2 separate regions of the Mus musculus genome follow, and region 2 is linked to region 1. Evidence: chromatin loops called from intact Hi-C (ENCODE). Cell type or tissue: left cerebral cortex. All regions are shown on one strand. Each heading gives the region's core, and the rest is flanking DNA. Links, peaks and the distances in the headings are about the cores only.

What was found. Peaks named below come from ENCODE experiments on the same cell type or tissue, not always from the same donor. Only the 100,000 strongest peaks of a DNase experiment are listed, where the experiment ranks them.
Region 2: a loop joins it to region 1, with 2.4 times the contacts of the local background. A loop is called at or near these places in 2 of 42 quality-filtered maps.

Annotation. Positions count from the first base shown.
Region 1 is chr10:26,235,413-26,247,633 of GRCm38, forward strand. It overlaps Samd3 (sterile alpha motif domain containing 3), which reads left to right. Exons shown (of 11, transcript NM_001115154.1): 5 at 9,069-9,254; 6 at 10,132-10,216. Among named protein-coding and RNA genes, the nearest start is that of Samd3, 12 kb to the left of the region's middle. In left cerebral cortex, for the core only: no CTCF peak of the experiment used is centred there; DNase peaks (open chromatin) are centred at 6,233, 8,032, 8,622 and 9,229; H3K27ac peaks cover 1,800 bases.
Region 2 is chr10:26,158,786-26,171,006 of GRCm38, forward strand. No RefSeq gene overlaps it. Among named protein-coding and RNA genes, the nearest start is that of Samd3, 65 kb to the right of the region's middle. In left cerebral cortex, for the core only: no CTCF peak of the experiment used is centred there; a DNase peak (open chromatin) is centred at 5,942; H3K27ac peaks cover 374 bases.

The sequences.
Region 1 (12,221 bases), core at 1,646-9,645:
TATTTTCATTGCTACTTCATAACTGCAATTTTGCTACAGTTAGGGACTATAATGTAAACATCTATGTTTTTCCATGATGTTAAGTGACCCCTGTGAAAGGGTCATTGGGCAACCCAAGGGGTCTTGATCCACATGTTGAGAACTGCTGCTTTAAAATTGGTTAGCCCCATCCAGTGACAGACAGACCATCTAGGTTCAGTCTTTCTATAAGCAGTACCTTCTCTGTAATTTGTACCCTGCTTACAAAAGTAGACAATGACCTTGGTTTATTAAAGTCTATAGTCCCTCCTCAGACTATAACAACCATAGAGACGGTGACTGGATCCTTTTATTTTATAAACAGAATTTATCTTAGCCTCTGGCACCTTAAAATCCAATCAGACTTTCAAAATTGAGCTGATGACTGTGAACCGAAGAAAGGCAATAGACTTCTGGAAGACATGATATATGTTTGAATAGCAATAACTTGGTTTTTAGACCTTTTGAAGCATTCAGTACCAAATATGCTGATCCTTCCAAACCACTTCTGGGTTTATTTCCCATTAACTTATTACAGGCAATACATTCAAAAGTACTTACCCACTGGACTTTCATGAAGTCAACTGATTTCAAGAGGTAGGAACAGGTTACAGAGCAAGTGCTAATTTGAGGGCTCGGTTCCCTTCTACTTGCCTCCCCAGAATTATGTCTGTGACTTCCTGGAATGTAACACCACATGGCACCCGTGAGGCCTCAGTGGTGTCCGTCGTAGCTAAGCACATAGTACTTGCCACCAGGTCCCACTGAGGCACCTGACAATCTTGGGGGTACTCCCCTGCTTTTCCCTTGTGTTTTCCACGGAGACTCTCTGCACATGAGAGCTGACCTTGAGAGGCTTCAGTCTCTCCTGGCTTTGTCTCTGGGGAAGTCTGTGGTTGTAATTAAATCAGATGTATATCCCAGGGAGTGGGACACTGTGGCAGTCTGGTGCAGCAGACGTCTCGTGGGTGACAGGTGGGTGATCCTGTGCCAGTTACTGAATGGTTTAAATACCTTTCTATGTGCAAAGACCATTAGGAGACATCGGCATCATGTGCTAGTGATGTGCTAGAAATGGTTTCTTCTGCAGTGGTATTCTTTCTTTTTTAAAATCTACCCCAAATCTCTTGCAGTGCCCAATAAGACAGGGGATCGGATAAACCGAGGTCTCCCACATGTTGCTTTAAAGACTCTCTACTTGAACTTTAAAGACATGGGCAGACGCTCTGCTTCTGCCTTGGGGCATAATTACAAGTTAGTCATGGTTTCAAGCATATTTAGAGATTGTTTTAATGACTTTTCTCGTGGTCTGGCTACTGCTGTGTGATGGACTAGAAGGAGCTTCTGCATCTACTCTGCCACGCAAATATCAACATTTCTGATATATTAGTTATAGTTGTTATCATGCGGGTATCTCAGACAAGAGACAGCAACACAGCTGTGTATGCGTTCTACCCCAGAATGTAATAAGGGAGGGGTCAATAAAGCATGCCAGCCTGGTTAGAGTTTCTAGCACAGGTTCTGATCAGATGTGCAGTGAGACTTCTCAGCAATGCTGGTGAATAAAACCAGGGCCTCATACATGCTACGTGAGCACTACCACCATGCTATGTCTCAGTCTTGTGATTAGCATTCTCAGCTCCTATATGCTTCTGTCCTTGGCTCTGTTGTCCAAGAGTCATGGGAGGTGAGTACCAGAGACTAGTCATCCCTGTGTAGTGTCAACAAATGTTCACTATTTAAGAGAACAAGTACTTTCTTTATGTACTTTCTGTGTGTGTGTGTGTGTGTGTGTGTGTGTGTGTGTGTGTGTGTGTTTTCCATTGGGTCAAATCTGTGTGACCAGATTAGAAGACTGAAAAGGCTTGCAGGAGACCCTTGTAGTTAGAGAGCAGGTCTTGAGGCCCTCTGTCATACCAGGTGGTTCACACACAGCTCTGCAAGACCTATGAGCTGAGAGAGGGGTAAATGTAAGTATTATATTAGCATGTTAACCCTGAGATGGCAGGGTTAGTAAGGCTGGGGACCGGGACAAGCAAATAATTGAGAGCTCAGTTTTGAAGCCTGGCTTTGTCACTTAACAGTTGAGTGAGATGTTTCCCGGAATAAGTGAGCCTGAAGTCATCTGTAAAATGAATAGAATGGTAAATGGTGTGTTGTATGAAAAGTTCTTAGGACCTGGCATACAGATGGCAGTCATAAGATTCACGTATCTTTTATATTATCTAGCAAACAGTGGGTCTAATGAGATTCTGGTCTCAGCTCTCACAGGTTGTGATTCCAGGTGGAAGAGCAAGGTTACACCAGGATGCTTGGGCAGCCAGGCCTCCTGGGACTCAGGATCTGGGACAAAAAAGGCAACTTAACACTGGAAGGTCTGAGAGTGATGGCAGAAAGCAGGACAAGGAGTCCTATGGGCCAAAGAGAGGAAGGGAGAAGCTTCCAGACCTCATAGTCAGACCTTGAAAACATTACAAGGGCATCAGAGAGCACATCCACAGGTGGCTCTCCTACCCAAAGGTCTTTGTTTGAGACCTATTAGCAGGGAGTAAGGCTACTTTTTTCATGGTGAAAAACTTCCAGTGTAAAATCATATAATAACAACTATGAGGGAGCTTGTAGATAAAAAATAAATTTACCCGATAAACCTATAATTCTTTGTGTAATATCTGCTATTTCCATTAAATAGAAAATACTTAAGACTGCTGACCTAAGTCAGGATTAAACCATCAGTTAACCCTCCAATATGCCAATGTTTCTGAGTGCTTGTTGCATGCTAGGTATTGTTGGAAGCGTTGAAGAAGCAGCAGGAAGTGACATCTGCTTCGTTGACCTTGTATCCTGCTGGGCTACACAGTGAGTTATGGGCTAACTGGAGCTACTCAGAGAGACCGTGCACCAACTCCATCTCAAAACTAAGAATAAATAAATTGACAAATAAACAAACGGTAGCTAATTCAGAGCCAGCGTGAGTAACTATAGCCTAGAGCACAAATCCAAGTTACTCTGAGTGATATGTGGAAGATGTTATGGAAATTTTAATAACAGAACAAAGAAATACAGCTAGCTGGGCTACACAGAGCAAGATAATCTCATCTGTAGGTTTTAGGTGTCGTAACTGTCTTGTCTTTAAGGGCTGTTGGAAGCTAGTGTGGTCTGCTAAGTTTAATAATGCATTCCAAAGGCTTTACTTAATAGTCACACAGATGTTAAGGCAGACAGAGAAGTTTGAAACAAATGACTGTGAAGGAGACTTAGCTAAGAACGGTTGGCTCCAGGTGGGCAGTATTCAGTCTCACCCCATATTTACGAAGTTGTAGTCACTTTGAAAGCCCTTGGGGTTTTCAACAGGCATGAGGGCTTTTCAGATCAGAGCAGCCTGTGGGATCTGGTCATTCCATTCAGTCCCTGGGGAGTATGAACTTTGTCTCCCTTCCTCTCTGGGAAGTCGTATTAGTGCTGCCTCTGGTGGTGGTGACACTTTTTGTCGTTGGCATTCTGGTGGGTTAGTAGTCAGTGGCTCCCTTGTTGGGTGTGGGCTGTTCTAATACAATGGAAACATGCTTTTGGAAAGATGTGAATTTTGTGTGTTTAGCCACAAGTTTCTAGAAGAGTTTCTATCTGTAATGTCAGAGTTTTGTTTGTTTATTTGTTTGTTTGTTTGTTTGGAGGCAGAGCCTCGTGTAGTCCAGGCTGCCCTCAAACCTGCTCTGCAAGAAAAGATGCCTTACTCCCCTCTATCTTTGTCTCCCAAGTTCCAGGTTTACAGGCTTGCAAAAATCATGCCCAGTTTTTACATCATCTTATGTTTAACATTTCTTTCCTTCACACATTCCTAGATCTTTCTGGAACATAGCTATCACAATCCATTCCACACAGTGAGGGCAGAATGTTACTGCAGCCTCTGGCCACAAAAACTTGGCTTTGCACACAGGGAAAATGAAGTAAAATATATAAAATGGATTGACTTTCATTCTTACATTTGAGCCAATAAGGAGAGAACTTTTTTCTGTATCTCCTTTTCCACAGCAATATGTAGAGAAAGAATGGGACCACACACACACACACACACACACACACACACACACACAAAATTTAACTTAGCTGTGAGTCCCTGTGAGATGAACTGAGAGGTCACAAAAATCACAGTTCTTACTTTTCAGGCTCTTGTTACAACCCAGGGGCCTGGTCTTCAGTGATGGGGTCCTTTCTCAGCTCTCAGGGCAATATTCCCTGTTGACCTAGAAAAGAAAAGAATAATTTTTAAAATCCTAATTTGCAAGGAGTTCTGATATACAGTACAGACATCAAGATAGGAAAGAATATTCCCAAGTCCACAGGGTGGGTTCTAGAGCAGGTAGGGTTGTTAATTGGGGTAAGGAAGCACACAGTAGGGCTACCAGAGTGGGGAAGAGCATCCACCTGAGGAGAGGCTTAAGCTAAGCTTGGAAGTGGGAGTTAAAGTTAAATAGATAAATTAGCATCTCTTTCCTTCACCCTGGAGTGAGGCATTCCAGATGTTTTTGTAAGGGTCATACCTTGCTATTTTAAACACAGATCTCTGCTAGTAGATACTTGAAGTTATACAATCAAAACCCCGATTAATGTGGCAGCATAAACCACCACCGTGAGAAGTAGATGATACAAGAGATGCAACATGGGAGAATTTCATGACAACTGGAGATGGGGAGTAAAGATGAAAGAAGTCAAGGCTTTTCTAAGAGGAAAGTATATGGTAAATGTAACATGAAATCGGACATTGTGTTAGCCACATCAGTTATCACAGGCGGAGTAGCTTGTGCAGCACACATTTATATTCTGATTTTAGAGTCTCAGATTTCAGGTCAGAGTGGTGACCAGTTCATTCTCTGATAAGAACCAATTCGTGCTCTACGAACGGCCATTGTGTTGGCTAGGTTTATGTCAACTTGACACAGCTATGGCCATATGCGGGGAGGGAGCCTCAGTAGAGGAAATGCCTCCAGATGATCAGGCTGTAAGTAGACAAACCTGGAGAACATTTTTTAACTTAGTGACTGATGTTGGAGAACCTAGCCCATTTTGGATAATGTTACCTTTGGCTGGTGGATTTGGATTCTATTAGAAAGCAGGCTGAACAAACTATGAGAAGCAAACCAGTAAGCGGCCCCCCTGCCATGGCCTCTGCATCACCTCCTGCCTCCAGATTCCTACACTGTTTGAGTTCTTGCCCTGGCTTCCCTCCATAGACCCTGATTCTGTATATGTCAGCCAAATAAAACCCTTTGCTCCCCAAGTTGATTTTGGTTATACAGTTTCATGACAGCAGTGGTGACCTTAACTAAGAGATCCACCTTCTCTTTACTTCCTCACATGACCTTGAGAAAGAAGATGCACTTCTAGTATCTCTTCATAAGAGAATAATGAGTCTCACTCAACCTCCTGTGCCTCATCTAGCTCAAGATCCTTGCACAGGGCCTGACTCTGAACACAGTCATGTCACATGGGTTCAATATATGGAATCTAGGGAGAAGAGGAATCTATGATCAAAGCCAAGATAAATGCGGGCTTTAATCTAAAACGAGAGTCAAGTTCCTTTTTTTAAGATGATAAATTATTTCAGATGCATGAAAAGAGAGGTAAACCGTGTCAAACTGTTGACAATAGGTGGGAAAACAGAGCGAGTATTGGGGTATGGACAAATGCTTAGCAGTTAACAGCGCTTGCCGCTTTTCCAGAGGACCCACACTAGGTCCCCAATTCCTCCATTGAGTAGTTCGAAACTTGTAATTCCAGCTCCAGAGAATCCGAAACCTCTTGTGTATCCACACACACAGGGCATGGATACACACATAACCCATAAATAAAAATAAATCTTCAAAAAATGAGACTTGGTGACAGGAGCATTCTCAAAGCAAGGATTGAGGGGAAGTGAATAGGATTGAAAGCAAGGCACAGCGCTGCCTGGATGCATTGCTTGGAGTTTAAGTGGGGAGTTGGATGCAAATTTTTTCCATTCACTTTTCTCATTTTTTTTAAACAAAAGCATCGTACATCAACCTTGCTGAGGGATGTGTCTGCCCCACTCAAAGAAAGAATCCCTGTCTTGATGTAACAGCTAAGTCTCTTCTGCTCTCTAGAGATACTCAGCATTTTCTGTGAAGGTTTTCCCTAGCAGGCTGATACTCCGTGGAGCCTGTTCTGCACTGAAATAGCATTATTACCCTATGTGAACCCCACTAAAGTGTAGGTAGTCTGCTTTTTGGGAATAGCTGAATGGGTTTTCATTCTTCTCACGCTTAGACAAAGTTAGAAAGCCAATGAGTCTTTTATGGGAACTCTCATCTCATCATTTAAAAAACGGATGCAAATTTAAAAGTGTAATGTTTCCGTGGGGCAGGTGAGATTACCAATAAGAAATAGGGATGATGGATAGGTCAATCTGCTTGCTCAATGATTCCACATTGTCTAAATATTCTATAGGTATACCACAGTATCACTTTAATCTCATAAACATATACTACAATTATTATTTGTCAGTATCTGAAACAAATTTGAAACTGTAGCAATGATACTGTCATTTGTCAAATTGCTGGCTTTATTGTAAATTTTATTATGACCATATATTTTTATCACTGTATGAACTGAGCAGTTAGTAAGCAGTATGCTGTCAAGCTGGGATCACATTAACATATTTTAAATGGCTCGGGGGTTATTTTATACCCAGAATTGAAAATTGAGCTATTGGTGTGGTGATAAGCTTGACAGAGAGTCCAAACTTCAAAGTCAAAAGAGAAATATTAGTGTCCTTTTAACCTGGGAGTCTTAGTACAGGACAACCTGCTGGTGCTATGCTAAACTCTAGGTTGCTAAAAGCACTGGGAGTAACTTTAACATCTTTTAAGACGTTACATATAATTTTATAGATGGAAAGTAGCTGTAGCTGCAGCTATCTACTTCCCATTATGAATATATTTGTTAGGGTTTGAAAGTCCTCTTTCTTGCATAATAGTCATTTTCTCTAGTGTTTGTTTGCATTGCTTAGGTTATATTCAGACCAAAAATGTGTTGCTTGAATGGAAAGAAAGGAAAAATTTTGGTGTCTTTGATTTGCTTAATCTGTCTAATTGAAACATGAGGGACTATTATCTTCAGTGGATCCTGTCTGAGTCATGCTGCATTCTGAATTTTTTAAAGAATTAATTTATTTATTCTGTATATGTATATGTATGTGTATGTGTATATGTATATGTATGTGTATATATATATATATATATATATATATACTGTAGCTGTCTTCAGACACACCAAAGGCCATCAGATTCCGTTACAGATGGTTGTGAGCCACCATGTGGTTGCTGGGAATTGAACTCGGGACTTCTGGAACAGCAGTCAGTACTCAAATGCTGAGCCATCTTTTCAGCCTCACATGTCTGAATATTTGACAGAATAATTTCATGCCTTATAGTCCCTACCATAATGAGGACAAGGGGACAAGAAACAGAAAAAAAATAGGTGCTAAAAAAAGAAAAATTGTACTAAGTTCTATTTGATACCATTGGCATACTGAAGCTCTCTGTTGATGGAATGAAGTGAGCAAAGGTGACAGCAAGACTAGAAGGCCACTGAGAGTTTGTGACTGGGTTTGTCACTAAAAATTTACTGGAGAAAGCCGTTGGTGTGGAGCTGTACTGAAGACTCCTATATCACCGGCCTTCTAAGACTGTGGGGACAGCATAAAGACTAGTCCTCAACACTTATCTGCACACCCTCTACCCCTGTTTATGTATGTAAGAGACAAGGAGTCTGGCCATGGAAGAATTGAGATCATGGGAAGAGAGAGGGGCGGTATAGGGCAGCTGGCATACGTGTTGGCAGAGTGGGTGAATGTAATGAGAGAGGAGCTTACTGAGAAATAATTTGAGCTGAAGTAGAAATTTATGTCTCAGAGTTGCTTGTTGCTATATTGAGTCCAGTATGAAATTTTTGGTATGCCTAGTGTAGTCAGAACATTTTTCTCCATGGGTACAGAGAATGCCAAAGGGAGGATATGCGCCAGAGATTACCATAAAAAGAGACAAAAAGGCCTTCTGCTTCCCCAGTTCCCACCTTCTATGCACATGCATTCTGATAAAGCATGGCTTATGGTACTAAAGGAAGCATGGCTTCAGCTGTGCCCAGAGAACTGACCTACGGAGACTCATGTAGGCATGTCTCTCTTGCCCTGTACTCTGCTGGCCACTGTCGCTCACCTGCAGCTCATTTAATCCTGTTAGTGAGCTAGGTTGACAGCCCCCAACTGCCTTTGATTAGTGGTAGCTTCTAAATGCTATGCTAGAGCCTTCTTCGCATTTGCATATCTAAGGACCAACCTCTGATTTAAGGTTTCAGTGTGGGTCTGAAGCTCAATTTTATAAACCATCTTATTGATGCTTAGCTCATATGGCCTAAGATCCACAAATTTCAAGGGTACAGCCAGTTAATCTTAGTAAATGTATGTTTAGCAGATTTTAATCAGCATTATCACATTCCACGTGGTTGCCTGCAGCCTGCCACAGCAGATAACTGACAAAACATTATAGTGTCTGTCCCTTTGCGTAGTATCTTCCTATGACTGGAGTAAAAACATTTAACCTTATTTTAGTGTAGAGACCAGCTTCCCCATACTGAAATAGCCAAGGACCAACCGAATCAGGTGATCTTGTATTTTGCTACAAATAGCAGCAGAGTAGATAAGATTTTTCTTAACTGGGAACTAAAACTAATGCATTTGGCTTCTCTTGCTCGGCAGAATTGCAGTTTACATTTTCTGTCTGTTAAGTATTCCTTTTGATTTCTAGATAAGCATCACAACTTGGCTCTTCAAGATATATGGAGTAATATTCTCCAACATTATGCTTAATTTTAAAGCCTATGTGATTATGGCATTTCTTCTAGGATGAGAAGTATTTATATGGTCTATTTAGGTGTTAGGGAAGTGGTTTATAGCCTAGATTTTCAGAGCATAGGGAAATAATATATTACATATAGATTTGAAACAAAATTTTACTCTTTGTGTTTTTATTCTACAGAAGAAATGTAAAACATGTTCTAGCAAGGCATAAAGCATTACAGTGGACTAAGTCCTACATCTTACCGGAGTTTCCCTATGATGTCAAGTGCATGTTGGTGGAGCAGAAGCGCCCCGACCACAGCATGCGGATAAGGATCATTGAGTTTCTCCAGGCAGATATGACTAAGTACCTGGAAGGCTCGCTGTGAGTAACAGTGAGGACATGCTGAGTGGAGGAGGGAGCTGTGCACAGCGAACAGTAGAATTTGTTAGGAACCAAGTTCTCTTGGCTTATGGGGAAATAGCAAATAGAAGTTCAATATGTGCAGATTTAGGAGACAGACTGGGGTTATTATCTCAGTTGGTTAAATATTTGCTGCATAGTACCAAAACCCATATAAAAATTTAGGCATGACTGCACATGCTTGTAACTATTGCTATAGGCTTGAAGGGCCAGCCAATCTTATCTAACATGACCCAGGTCCCAATGAGAGACCCTGTCTCAACAGCAAGGTGGACACACATGAGAACAATGTTAACTTAAGGCCTCCAGATCTGCACACAGAAACACATACACACACGGAGAAAGAGCACATACTAACACACATACATACACCACACACACGTACATATGCATTTACCCTACACACAAAAATGAGGAGAGGGAACATACACTAACACATACACACCACACACACACACACACACACACACACACACACACTACAGACATACATGGGAGAGGGAATGCACATTAACGCATACATACACACAACACACTAACATACACATACATATATACACGTATACTCTCCCCACACACACAGGGAGAGAGAACACACACTAACACAAAACACATACACATACACACACATACACATACATACACACACATATGCACACTCCTTGCACGCACGCACACACACACACATACACACACACACACACACACACACAGACACACACGGACACACACACGGATACCATAGTAAGAGAAAGTTTAGAAACCTGTGTGTGCTTTAGATTCACCTTAACTGGGGGCTGCTGGAAATGAATTCTCTCTTATCTGTTGTGGTAAACAGGTACCCCACCACCCAGCAGTACAACGACGTGGTCAATGCTCTGCTGCAGGCCCACCCTTTCCTGGATGAGGACGGCTGTGGCTTTGTAAGTGACTATGGGCCCACCACACTGTTCATCGCAATCCATTTGAGATTGGAGCTTTGCATTTTCCACTCTGGCTCTAATATCTTCATTTTCTTAATTTTTCTTTTAACTTTAAGATTATATTTATATCATTGATTCCCTTCCTCCCTCCAACCCTTTTCATATGCTCCTTGCACTCTCAGATTCGTGGCCTCATTTTTATTGTTTTACATGCATATTCATATGTGAATATATATTCCTAAATACAACTGCTCAGTCTGTATGATACTGCCATGCATATGTTTTCAGGGCTGTCCACTTCGTATTGAAAAACCAGCTACTGCTCTCTTTCCCGGCAAAGACTATTTCTCCCACTCTCAGAATTTCTTAGTTGCTTGTAGTTCTTTGTGTAGAATTGAATTTGTGTTCTCACTTGCTCTCTCTCGCTGTGTGTGTGTGTGTGCCTGTGTCTGTTTGTGTGTGTATATATATATATATAATGTATCTCTCTGCCTGTGCATCTATCTCTCTCTCTTAGCTTCCATATCTTTCATTTCTTTGTCTTAGTTCTCTCTTACCTTCAGCTGTGAGTCACCATCTTTCTGCCCCTCTCCTAAAGCCATCTGGGAGGTCCTATGTGACTGAAAGTGCCCAGCAGGAGAACATAGCTACATCAGAGAAGTGGATGATGGAGGGAGTGTTTCTTGCTTACTGATCTAATCAAAGGGAAGTTGTCTGGAAGCCCTTGAAGGGCTTTGCGGTCTTGTCCTCATCCTCCCTCTTTAACTCTGCTGTCTGGATTAGGTAGACTCTAAGGAAGCTCCACAAAACAGTTCCATGGAGTTTACCCTTCAGGAGCCTCAGAGATTCTGAGGTAAATGATGTGAAGATAGATCCTGCCACCAAAGCTTTCGAAAGATTCCAGAGCTCTAAGGAGAACAAGGGTTGAGGACTGCTGCTCTAGCATGCTTAGAAACTGGGCATACAAACAGACATATTAGCATTTGGCAGGCTGAAGCAGGAGGACCAGGAGTTTGAAGGCAGCCTGCTGCTGTGTCAAGCAAAACAAGAGGGGAATCTTCATGTCATCATTGTACAAAGGAAACATGCCTAACATTATTGAACTGTACACCTAAAAAGTCCTTTAAAATTGTAACAAAGAGTTGAATGTTCATCACAAGAAAAGTATGATATAAGAAACAACCATGAGAAACTGGAGGTATGTGGAGCTGAAGATATATTGCTACACCTGTGTCTGTCCTTATATAAATCCACTTTGGTGAACATGGTTAACATGATAGAGTCGGTATCTTACTGTCTTAAGTACACATAGGCAAGGAGTTTTTTTCTCACGCCCCCCCCCCCCGCCATCATTCTCTCCTTTTTCTCTTCTTCCCTTTTCCCTTTCTCTCTATCATTGTCCCATTTTCAGGTAAAGGCTTAATATATATGAACCAAGTCAGAAGATTCTGAATGACAGAAGGCCTTAAAAAGTCTCATTTTCCCCTCCAAACTCAGAAAAGATGTGGCATCCCATATCTGTAAATAATAGCGAGTCAAGACTAGAATTCAGTCACGCTTGCTCACAAAGGATGCCATCATTTTAAAAAAATTGCGATTCTGCATGTACGATGTGCTATAAACTGACTCAATTTTTCTCTTACTAAAATCAAAATAGTGTAACCAAGCGACAACAAAAAGTCTAGGATTCTGACATCTCCAGTCATGGCATTGTACGTAATACTGACCCTCTGTGCTTCTTCTACATCAAGATACAATATAATGTCCATCTGATCAGTGATGTGGTGTACAGAATTTTAGGCATGTCTCTATCTCTGTAAATCCCACATCCTTAGCTTCAGTCTCTGACACTGCACTATGTGGTTAGGCGCAGGGTGATGCATTTGTAGTGAATGTGAACAGATTGCTTTCATGTCACTGGTCCCCAAGCAAGACAGGTTTTACCTAGCACACTGTTTCATATATCCCAGGGGGCACAGAGATACTTGAAAATAAAGGGGAGTAT
Region 2 (12,221 bases), core at 1,609-9,608, 77 kb before region 1:
CATGGTTTGTAACTGAGAGATGGCTAACTTTTAAGTTCTTTGTCAAGCTATAACATAAACCATGAGTCTGAGTGGTAAGGGTCAATAGCCATCTTAAAAAGGCCAATTGTCTATAGATTTTATGACTGACTTTAATCCTCAGGACTAACATGGTAGAAGAGAGAACTAATGCCTCCTGAACGTTGACCTCTGCCCTCCACACAAGAGCTGTGGTATGTGCACACCCCACAATAAATCAAAGTAACAGCAATAGTCCTTAAGTGTGTCTAATACTAGTATTGTTTACTGCACGTTTATTCTGTACCAACACATTCTGAACACAATACGCATATCATCTAACAGATGAGAAAGCAGAGTCATAGAGAGGGGTTAGTACTTACTCAAAGGCTCTTTCTACCCCAAGGGCAGAGGTACGGATAAATCCAGGCTCCCTAACTCAAAAGCCTAAATATTAATCTTCACGCTGTACTGCAGGGGTTAAGTTTACAGACCTGACTAGGCAATTGCATCTGCTGTGAGCTCATTATTTGGTCGAATACTACTCTGTGTGTTGTTGTGAGAGTGTTTTTTAAAAGATGTAATTATCATTTAAGCCATTAAATTCTAAGTAATTTCACCCTTTATTCCCATACTGTATGTAGATCTCCCTAGCCAGTGGAAGGCCTTGTAAGCAAAAATGAAGGTCTCCTCAGGAAGTGACTCTGCCTCAAGTCTGCAACAGAGAAGCTTTGTCCAAATTTTCAGACTGCAGTTGTTTCCATTTCTGCTTAGAACCATAGCTAATACATGTACGTTTGTATATCCTAGGGATTATATTACATAACATTATTTCCTCTAATCCTCTTTCCAATACTGTGCCCTGGGTAAAATAAGCATTGCAAATATTTTTGAGATAAGGAAATTAAGCCAGCATAGATGGATTGAGCCCATATCATAGTAAGTAATAAATCCTGAATCAAAACATAAATAAAAGGTACCAGATCTTCTGGAGCAAGTGTCATGCTTGGCAGCTACAAAAGCATTCAATTTCTTCTGGTATTTAGGTGGCCTTATGACCCCATTTGTGAATATACTTATATATTTGTTAAATCTTTTCTGAGGGGGGCAAAGGTTTTTTATTAGATATTTTCTTTATTTACATTTCAAATGTTAGCCCCTTTCCTGGTTTCCCCCTCCAAAAACCCCCAATCTCCTCCTCCCTCCCCCTGCTCACCAACCCACCGACTCCCCCTTCCTGGCCCTGGCAGTTCCATATACAAGGGCATAGAACCTTTAAAGGACCCAGGGCCTCTCCTCCCATTGATGACCAACAAGGCCATCCTCTGATACATATGAGGCTGGAGACATGGGTCCCTCCATGTGTAATCTTTGGTAGGTGGTTTAGTCCCTGGGAGCTCTGAGGGTACTAGTTGGTTCATATTGTTGTTCCTCCGATGGGGCTGCAAACCCCTTCAGCTCCTTGGGTCCATTCTCTAATTTCTCCATTGGGGACCCTGTGCTCAGTCCAGTGGTTGGCTGAGAGCATCCACCTCTGTATTTTTCAGGCACTGGCAGGACCCCCCCCCCCCAGGACACAGCTATATCAAGCTCTTGTCAGCAAGCATTTGTTGGCATTCACAATAGTGTCTGGGTTTGGTGACTGTATATGGGATGGATCCCCAGGTGAGACCGTCTCTGGATGGCTTTTCCTTCAGTCTTTGCTCCATACTTTGTCTCTGTAACTCCATAACTCCTCTCATGGGTATTTTGTTCCCCATTCTAAGAATTAGATGTATCCACATTTTGGTCTTCCGTCTTCTTGAGTTTCATGTGGTCTGTGAATTGTGTCTCCGGTATTCAGAGCTTCTGAGCTAATAACTATTATCAGTGAGCATACCATATGTGGGTCTATGTGTGTGTGATTGGGTTACCTCACTCAGGATATTTTCTAGTTTTATTCATTTGCCTAATAATTTCATAAATTCATTGTTTTTAATAGCTGAGTAGTACTCCATTGTGTAAATGTACCACATTCATTTTCTGTATCTATTCCTCTGTTGAGGGGCATCTGGGTTCTTTCCAGCTTCTGGCTATTATAAAGAGGACTGATTTGAACATAGAGGAGGGTGTGTCCTTATTACATGTTGGAGCATCTTCTGGGTATATGCCAAGGAGTGGTATTGTTGGGTCCTCAGGTAGTCCTATTTCCAATTTTCTGAGGAACCACCTGGCTGATTTCCAGAGTGGTTGTACCATCTTGCAATCCCACCAGCAATGGAGGAGTGTTTCTCTTTCTCCACATCATTGCCAGCATCTGCTGTCACCTGAGTTTTTGATCTTAGCCATTCTGTCCAGTGTGAGGTGGAATCTGAGGGTTGTTTTGATTTGCATCTATAGGGTTTTTTGAAAGATTACTTTCTTGCTTTTTCTAGGATATAGTTTCCCTCCTGTGTTGGCCTTTTCAATCTATTATCCTTTGTAAGGCTGGATTTGTGGAAAGATATTTTGTAAATTTGGTTTTGTCACAGAATATCTTGGTTTCTCTGTATATGGTAATTGAGAGTTTTGCTGAGTTGGCATTTGTGTTCTCTTAGGATCTGTATGAGATCTGCCCAGGATCTTCTAGCTTTCATAGAGTCTGGTGAGAATTCTGGTATAATTCTGATAGGTCTGTCTTTATATTGGGACTCTTCACTCTCTTTTATACCTATTATCCTTAGGTTTAGTCTTCTCATTGTGTCCTGGATTTCCTGGAGTTAGGAGCATTTTGCACTTTGCATTTTGCATTTTCTTTGACTGTTGTATCCATGTTTTCTATAGTATCTTCTGCACCTGAGATTCTCTCTTCTATCTCTTGTATCCTGTTGGTGATGCTTGTATCTATGACTCCTGATCTCTTTCCTAGGTTTTCTATCTCCAGTGCTGTCTCCCTTTGTGATTTCTTTATTGATTCTACTTCCATTTTTAGATCCTGCGTAGTTTTTTTCAATTCCTTCACCTGCTTCATTGTGTTTTCCTGTAATTCTTTAAGGGATTTTTGTGTTTCCTCTTTAAGGACTTCTACCTGTTTACTTGTGTTCTCTTGTATTTGTTTAAGGGAGTTATTTATGTCCTTCTTAAATTCCTCTATCATCATCATGAGATATGATTTTAGATCAGAGTCTTGCTTTTCTGGTGTGTTTGGGTAACCAGGGTTTGCTATGATGGGAGAACTGGTTTCTAATGATGCCAAGTAGTCTTGGTTTCTGTTGCTTGTGTTCTTGTGCTTGCCTTTTGCCATCTGGTTATCTCTGGTGTTAACTGGTCTTGCTGTCTCTGATTGTGGCTTGTCCCTCCTGCAAGCCTGTGTGTCAGTACTCCTGGGGGACCAGTCCTTTCCAGGAGGAATTTGGGTATGGAGAGCTGTGGCATAGGTTTAGCCCTGGGGTGCAGACAGAGATCAGAAAGATCCTGTCCCCAGCTGATCCTTGGCTTCTGTTTCCTGATGGCTCTGTGAGGTCTCTCTTGGGCCAGGAATTTGAAGAGCAGTGGTGGTTTTACCTGGGTTCACAGGTGTGTAGGCACTCCTGGGAGACCATCTCTCTCCTGGTGGTATCTGTGTATGTAGCTCTGTTCCACAGGATCAGCTCTGGACATAGACAGAGACCAGAAGACTCTGTCCCAGGCCACCCCTCAGTTCCTGTGACCTGAGGGTTCTGGGTGGATTTCTCTGAATAGGAAGGCTCCCATTATAGACCACCCCTGTGTCCTTGGAGTTCTGGGCGGGTTCCTCTAAGCAGCAGTGGTGGTCCTACCTGCACTCACAGGCCTGTCCATATTCCTGGGAGTCTCGCTTCCTCCCAGCGCTATTTGGATATGGAGCCCTGTGGCAGAGGATCTGCTCTTGTTAAATCTTATTATTCCTTAAATGAACATATACTAGTTGTTAGATAATTAAGAGGAAAAGAACAACAATGAATTAAAGCTGTGGATAAATACCACCTCCTAGGCACTTTCTGGGGCTAATGTAACATGGAAAAAGACAGATATTCAGGAAAGAGAATCAAGAAAGCAAAATTTTCATCTCTTCACTTAGATGCATACACTGACAGAATGCACACTCTATAAGCTAGCCCTTCAAATGGTGGCACAACAATTTATGATTCTTGGGTCATGCAGCAATGGGTATACACTTAATGTCTAGTTTATCTAGCATTGAAATCGATCTCGGCAATAGCATTCTTTGCATTAAGTTGATTCACCAACTTACCCGTATACCATATAGTTTTACCTTTTATTATATATGAAATGTTAAACTGAAGGTGAAACATTAGCAAGAGTCCCCTCAAAGCACATCACAGTTAACACTACTGAAAAGAGATTTAGGTGGGGGGACACAGTCATTAACTTGAGATGGTGAGAAATCGCTGTGCAGTGAGAATTTATTAATGAGGGTTAAGTCATTCATAATATTGTAGTCACAGGCTCTGCTCAGCAATCTGATGCTCTGGAGAACTTGTTCTATGGCCCATTTCCAATTCTATCAATATATCAACTGTCATTCAACCTTCAGTCCTTTTCTCTTATTAAGCAAAACCAGCAACATGGAACTCCCTAACTGTTGTAGAAATGTTTTAAACCCAGCCCCAGGTTTCTACCCTGATTTTACCATTGAGTTCCTGGATGTGCCTTAAACAGCACACTAGCTGGGCAGGTATCTCTCTATATAGCTATTATGATCTTCTTTCCTACTGATGACCCTGACTACTACTTACTATGTTTTATCTGTGCTGCTCTTAACTCCAACTGGCCAGCGCACATGTCTTCTTGATTCCTAACCCATGGTAGTTTCCTATCTCCCACCTGCATGGTCTTTTCCTGTCTTCCTTTTGGTTGTCACCCTCCAACCCCAAGTCCAGGAAACCTAAACTCTACCTATGTCTTTTATGCCCAGCTATTGACTGTTGGCATCTTTATTTACCAATCAGAAGTAACTTGGGGCAGGATCACAGGTTCATTATGATAGACAGTAAAAGACAAAACCTCAACACCTCGCTAGCCACATCAACACACAGCCTTACTTCTCCACTTACACCTCAGAAACAGTTCCTGCTTCTACCCAAGGTCAGATTTATTTATATCTACTTTATTGATCTACTTGGCTAAGGCTATGGCATCTATTTAATATCACTGTTGCAGTGAATGTCTATTTAGCATTACCATCTAAATTAGTGAAACCAATGAGGACATGTTATGTTGGTAGGCCTCATCCAATATGCTAAAGGCCTTAAAAGAGAGGTTAGTTACCTCAAGAACAAGAATACACTTAGGGAGTGTCTTTGGAGTAAGATTTCAACATTGGATCCTGCCCAAATTCAGCCTTCCAATATCCTGCCCTTCAAATTTCAGACATACCAGCCTCCATGCCCATACAAATAAACTCCCATATAGATATGTAAACAGATCCATAGTAAGGTAAATGGATAGATAATCTATTGATGGATGGATCAATAAATGGATAGATCTATAAACAGATCTATAGATCATATAGATAGGTCAATCAATGACATATCTATGGATGATATTTGTATATAATAAGAGGGAGATGATATACAGGTTAGATATAAATGCATAGGTAGAAAGATGATGATACATAGATGGATAGATAGGTAGGTCATCTATGATAAACATCTATGATAAACATCTATGGTAAACCCAGAGATGATAGATGAACAGAGCCTGCTCATTCTCTTTCTCTGGAGAACTCTAGTGTGCATTCTTTTTCTTTGGACCCTCCTAGCTGGGCATCTCAACACTAGTCCCAACAGTAATCCACTCAAAAATAGTACTAGGAGCCAGACACCATGGCACAAATCTGTAATACCAGCTACTTGGGGTTGAATTAAAAGCCAACGTGAGTTTCATATTGAGAACATGCCTCAGTTTTTATTTTAAGTAGGTCAGCATTTATATAACACACTAGCAGCCCACACGCAGAAGCTATTGGCACCCAGAGCTGAAGACACTATGATTTCAGTACCATGTTGTCATTGTCTGTTATGTCTCCTAGAACTCCTACTTGCCCCTTTGCTATCTCCCTTGTGTATCTTACTTCTTACTAGGTATTAAGCCATCTAAAGCTCCCAAGTTAAAAAAATAAAAATTTCATATTCTCCCTAAATTAGCACCTTAGTTTCTTTTCTGCTTCACCCTTTTTATAGTAATTTGGTTTCTCCCCTTTTGTTTTCTGAATGAAGGAAAAAGGAATAAGAATAGATGAAGCATGTGAAATACAAGACTGCTAGGCATTATGGATACCAGGAAAAGCATCAATGTTTCTCCTTTTAAAACAAAGGAGGCTGAGAATAAAGCTCAGAGGTAGATTGCTTTCTGCCAAGAGCAAGTGCTGGAATTTAATTTCAGAAATTGCAAAAATATACTAAACAAAGATGAAAAACCAAATATCAGTAAATAAGCAGATATAATCAGACCCCATTACAAACTATGGTAAATATCTGGGGGGGGGGAAAAAAAGCAGAGATTGTTCCAGAGAGTTCTAGGAGAAATGCTTAGGAGAAGACACTGGAATGCATAGCATATTTTAAACATTCGTCTAAAGGAAAAAAAAAATAAAGGTAGACATGAATATGAAACAAGGCATCTGGGAATAATTCTAGATATCAGAAAGCAATTGGCTGAGGGTGAAACTTTTAAAGCCTCCTTTTTAGGGGTAAATCCAATTCCGTGTAGAAGATAAGAAAAAAAAATGAAAAGGTTCAAAAACATCTGAGAGAATACAAAAAAAAGATACACTGATATCTATACGGATGCAATTTTCAGTTGCTACATAAAGACTGAACCTGAGGGGAGTGGTCTTTAAGGGGGAAACTGGAATTGGAGAAGATGGTTTAGAAGTTAAAAGCATGTATTGCTCTTACAGAGGACCTGAATCAGATCTCTGCCCCTGTTTTGGCTCACAACCACCAGTATCCGCTATTCCAGAAAATCTGGTGTCCTTGTCTAGCCTTTCTGGCATTCACATATCTGGCATTCATTCAACACATGAATAAAAATTAGTAATTTTTCGAAGGAAAAGAATATTTAAAGCAGAAGCTAGATTGTCATTGTGAGAGTACAGACGACAAGGCTATCAATAAATATTAACTACTTTTTTTGTGCCATCATCCTTTTTTATTGAATTAATTAAACAAAGAATAAATGAACAAAATACAGTTGTATAATTATGTTTTTATTTTGCAAAGGAATCTATGCAATCTCAATGTTAAATTTTAAAAAGAGAGAGAATGAAAATGGGCCATAATTTGCCTGGGAACAATATACAACTCCTTACTTTGCCTTTTACAATTGAGCTAAAATACTATTCTGTTTTGAATAAAGTGGCTCATGATGAACATGAAGAACATAGATTAATGAAAGACAGTTGGACAAGTGTCCAGGAAGACAGACAAGTTAATCAACATTTCAACCAACAGAAGAGAGATATTAAATATTGAATATGTCTAAATTTTTATCGTTTATCCTGCTTAGAGCTGAAATAATTTTATGAAGAGATTGTATATACATATATTTCATAAAAGTTTAATAGATATTGTTCACATATGTCTCAAGTCCATTTTGGTGACTTGACCAAAAATAACTTACATGTAAATATGAACTTATCAAGGAGCAAAACTCTGACCACAAGCAAGCCCACAGAATCAACTAACCTGAGCCCATTGTGGCTCACAGAGACTGAACTGCTGACCAGGGAGCCTACATGGGGTGGACCTAGCCCTCAGAACATGTGTTACATTTGTGTAGTGGAGAGGAATTTTAATCCAGTAACATGGCTAATCTGGCAAGGGATCACATCCAAAAATCTGTGTGACCTGACTGGAATACAAACACACTCTTAGCACACACTTTTAATTCCAAACGACCATAAGGTTAGTTTGTAGAAAGGAGCAGCCATGTCTGAAAGTGCTGTCTAACTGAGGAGCAGATGAAGTGATGAATCAGAGAAAAATTTGAGAATGAGTCAGAGATGGGATATGCCCAACTCTCTTTAGAACAGTCAGGAAAGAGGGGCTACTTAATGCAAATCAAAACAACCCTGAGATTCCACCTCACACCAGTCAGAATGGCTAAGATCAAAAATTCAGGTGACAGCAGATGCTGGCATGGATGTGGAGAAAGAGGAACACTCCTCCATTGTTGGTGGGATTGCAAGCTTGTACAACCACTCTGGAAATCAGTCTGGCGGTTCCTCAGAAAACTGGACATAGTACTACCGGAGGATCCAGCAATACCTCTCCTGGGCATATATCCGGAAGATGCCCCAACTGGTAAGAAGGACACATGCTCCACTATGTTCATAGCAGCCTTATTTATAATAGCCAGAAGCTGGAAAGAACCCAGATGCCCCTCAACAGAGGAATGGATACAGAAAATGTGGTACATCTACACAATGGAGTACTACTCAGCTATTAAAAAGAATGAATTTATGAAATTCCTAGCCAAATGGATGGACCTGGAGGGCATCATCCTGAGTGAGGTAACACATTCACAAAGGAACTCACACAATATGTACTCACTGATAAGTGGATATTAGCCCCAAACCTAGGATACCCAAGATATAAGATACAATTTGCTAAACACATGAAACTCAAGAAGAACGAAGACTGAAGTGTGGACACTATGCCCCTCCTTAGAATTGGGAACAAAACACCCATGGAAGGAGTTACAGAGACAAAGTTTGGAGCTGAGATGAAAGGATGGACCATGTAGAGACTGCCATATCCAGGGATCCACCCCATAATCAGCATCCAAACGCTGACACCATTGCATACACTAGCAAGATTTTATCAAAAGGATCCAGATGTAGCTGTCTCTTGTGAGACTATGCCGGGGCCTAGCAAACACAGAAGTGGATGCTCACAGTCAGCTAATGGATGGATCACAGGGCTCCCAATGGAGGAGCTAGAGAAAGTACCCAAGGAACTAAAGGGATCTGCAACCCTATAGGTGGAACAACATTATGAACTAACCAGTACCCTGGAGCTCTTGACTCTAGCTGCATATGTATCAAAAGATGGCCTAGTCGGCCATCACTGGAAAGAGAGGCCCATTGGACACGCAAACTTTATATTCCCCAGTACAGGGGAACGCCAGGGCCAAAAAGGGGGAGTGGGTGTGTGGGGAGCGGGTGTGGCGGCAGTCCCAAAGGCGCCAGGGACTGCAGCTAAGTCATATGACTTGCACCTGACTTCCTCATATAAGACACAAACATCTTGAGTGCTGCGCAGGTGTACCAGGATACAGGTGAATCCAATTTGGTGGAGATTTGCCCCTGCTGCCCTGATTAGCTGAAGCTGCATGCCTGGTGAGGTGGCGTGGCCTGCTGTGCGTGGATGGGAACTGAAAGTATAAAAGAGTGAGAGGCCCAGGCTAGAGGGAGGATTATTATTCAAGAGAGGATTACTATTAGTGGGGAGATATAAAAACAGGGGAGATATAAAAACAAGGGAGATATAAAAACAAGGGAGATATAAAAACAAGGGAGAGATATAAACAAGGGAGATATAAACAGGGGAGATATAAACAGGGGAGATATAAACAAGGGAGATATATGGAGAAAGAAGAAACAGGACTGAATAAATGTGTGCAGAAGGATCCTGTAGCAGCGTCGTTCTTCCTGGCCTGTTGAGTGCGCGCAACAAGTGGTGCTGAAACCCGGGAAAAGAAACATCTTCAGGCAAGAGCGAAGGGAGGATTCAGAACTGCATAACGGGGAAGAAGGGGTTAATAAAGGTTCCTGTGAAACAGACTGTTGAGAAGGATCCGGCGTGGATTCAGAACTATTCAGCTGGGGAACGGTACTGATGAAGAGAAAGAAGAAAGATGAAGACTGAGTAAACTGCTGTTAGAAGGACTGGTGGTCGTGTCGTTCTTGCTGGTCGAGAGCGGGCGCGACAATTGGTGGCCCGTACGGGGAACCGACTCCCCCACCGAGTTCAGAACTTTCAGCAGTCAGTGGTTGCCGGCAGGGTAAGTTCACGGTGAGTGAAACTTGCGACCCCAGGAGTTTGGGAAGGACCTCGGATAAAATAGAGGTGAGCATAAAGTTGCCAGGAAGTAGGCACAAAGTAACCCAGGAGTTTGGGAAGGACCTCGGATAAAATAGAGGGGAATATAAAGTTGCCAGGAAGCAGGCACAAAGTAACGATAGGTTCCCGGTTTTGGGATAAGTTAAGGTTCCCGGTTTGGGGACAAGTTAAGGAACTATGATAACCTCAGTGTAGTGATCAATAGATCCTCGCTGTGTAGTTATGCTTTTTTCTCCCATTGACCCTTTGTGGGTAGGTCTGATAGTTTTGGTCTTGTTTGTTCTGATATATGGACTCTGTTACTGTTTGAAACTGTGTGTAGAGGCAGTCAAGACAGGTCAGAAAATCCTTACAGAGCAACAAGAAAGTATGTCGGAAGAGAAGGGCTTAAAAAGAAAAAGGAAAAAGAAAGGAGACACAGTAAAATCAGGTGAACAGAAAGGACGAAACAAAAGAGCGAATTAGCTTCTGTGCCTCCTCCCTATGCCTCCTCAGCAGTGAAAACTTGACTCTCGTATTGACCCCCCAGATGGACACACAGGTGATTGAGTTTATGGTCTCATCACCACGAGGTATTGTGTCCATCCCCCCTGGGGATCGAGTAGATCAGTGTTGACGTGGGCGAGAGGGTCTGTTTGTGTGTTTCCACAGGACCAGATGGAACCTCTTTGGGTGCCGGAGAGATTGGTGAGACGCTGCAAGAATGAGGCTCCTGATCCAGTTGCCCCTGTGGATGTGGTGGATGATCCCACAAGCACAAAGGATGGAGCCGAGATGAGAGATCCTTTCGGTATTCCAGAAGCCGATACCAGCTCGACATGACATTCAAATTTTTCCACGCTTTTTGATCCCTGAATTCCCCTTAAAGAGATAGCCCCGCTGGCCATCTATCCCTTGCTTCAGGGAAGATGAGCGGGGATGAGAGCCCTGGGATGTATGCTTGTTATAGTGTGTGTGTTTTTTGTGTTTGGCACATGTGTTAGGTGCAGAGTGTGCGGCCCGCACTTTCGCCATGGTAGCGTAGGCTTTTGCTGCAGTGGAGGCGGGACAATCTCCTCAGATTCGGTTTGCCGCTCTAAAAGAAATTATGCTGCGTTATGCCGTGGGGTGCGAGGCTAAGCACTGCACAGAGGATAGCTTGCTGTTGGCATCCTGTGGAAGGCACGTCTGATTGCATGAAGGTTCAGTGTCCTAGTTCCCTTCCCCTAGGAAAAACGACACGGGAGCTGGCCAAGACCTCTCTGGGTGATGAGCCTAAGGGATGGTTTTGTGTAGGGCCCCTATGCTTGCACACTGGGGATCAGACCTCTACCTTCACCCATGAGGCTTGCTTGCAGCAATTAAGATCTGGCCATAAGTTAATTAACATCCTGGCCTTTTGATGCACCTGCCGCAAGCAAAACACAATCTCCCCAGGAGTGGCTTGGCATGATTGAGAGGTAGTCAGTGATAAGACTCCCTGGGCATGTCACCAACCTAAGACAGGGATCAAACCAATGCTGTTTGTCACCCAAGGACGGGTAAGGGGCATGGCTGCGGGGGGCTATCTACAGACATTCTCTCTGCCAAAAAAGAAAAAAGGGGGAATTGTGGGGAGCGGGTGTGGCGGCAGTCCCAAAGGCGCCAGGGACTGCAGCTAAGTCATATGACTTGCACCTGACTTCCTCATATAAGACACAAACATCTTGAGTGCTGCGCAGGTGTACCAGGATACAGGTGAATCCAATTTGGTGGAGATTTGCCCCTGCTGCCCTGATTAGCTGAAGCTGCATGCCTGGTGAGGTGGCGTGGCCTGCTGTGCGTGGATGGGAACTGAAAGTATAAAAGAGTGAGAGGCCCAGGCTAGAGGGAGGATTATTATTCAAGAGAGGATTACTATTAGTGGGGAGATATAAAAACAGGGGAGATATAAAAACAAGGGAGATATAAAAACAAGGGAGATATAAAAACAAGGGAGAGATATAAACAAGGGAGATATAAACAGGGGAGATATAAACAGGGGAGATATAAACAAGGGAGATATATGGAGAAAGAAGAAACAGGACTGAATAAATGTGTGCAGAAGGATCCTGTAGCAGCGTCGTTCTTCCTGGCCTGTTGAGTGCGCGCAACATGGGTGGGTAGGGGAGTGGGGGTGGGTGGATATGGGGGACTTTT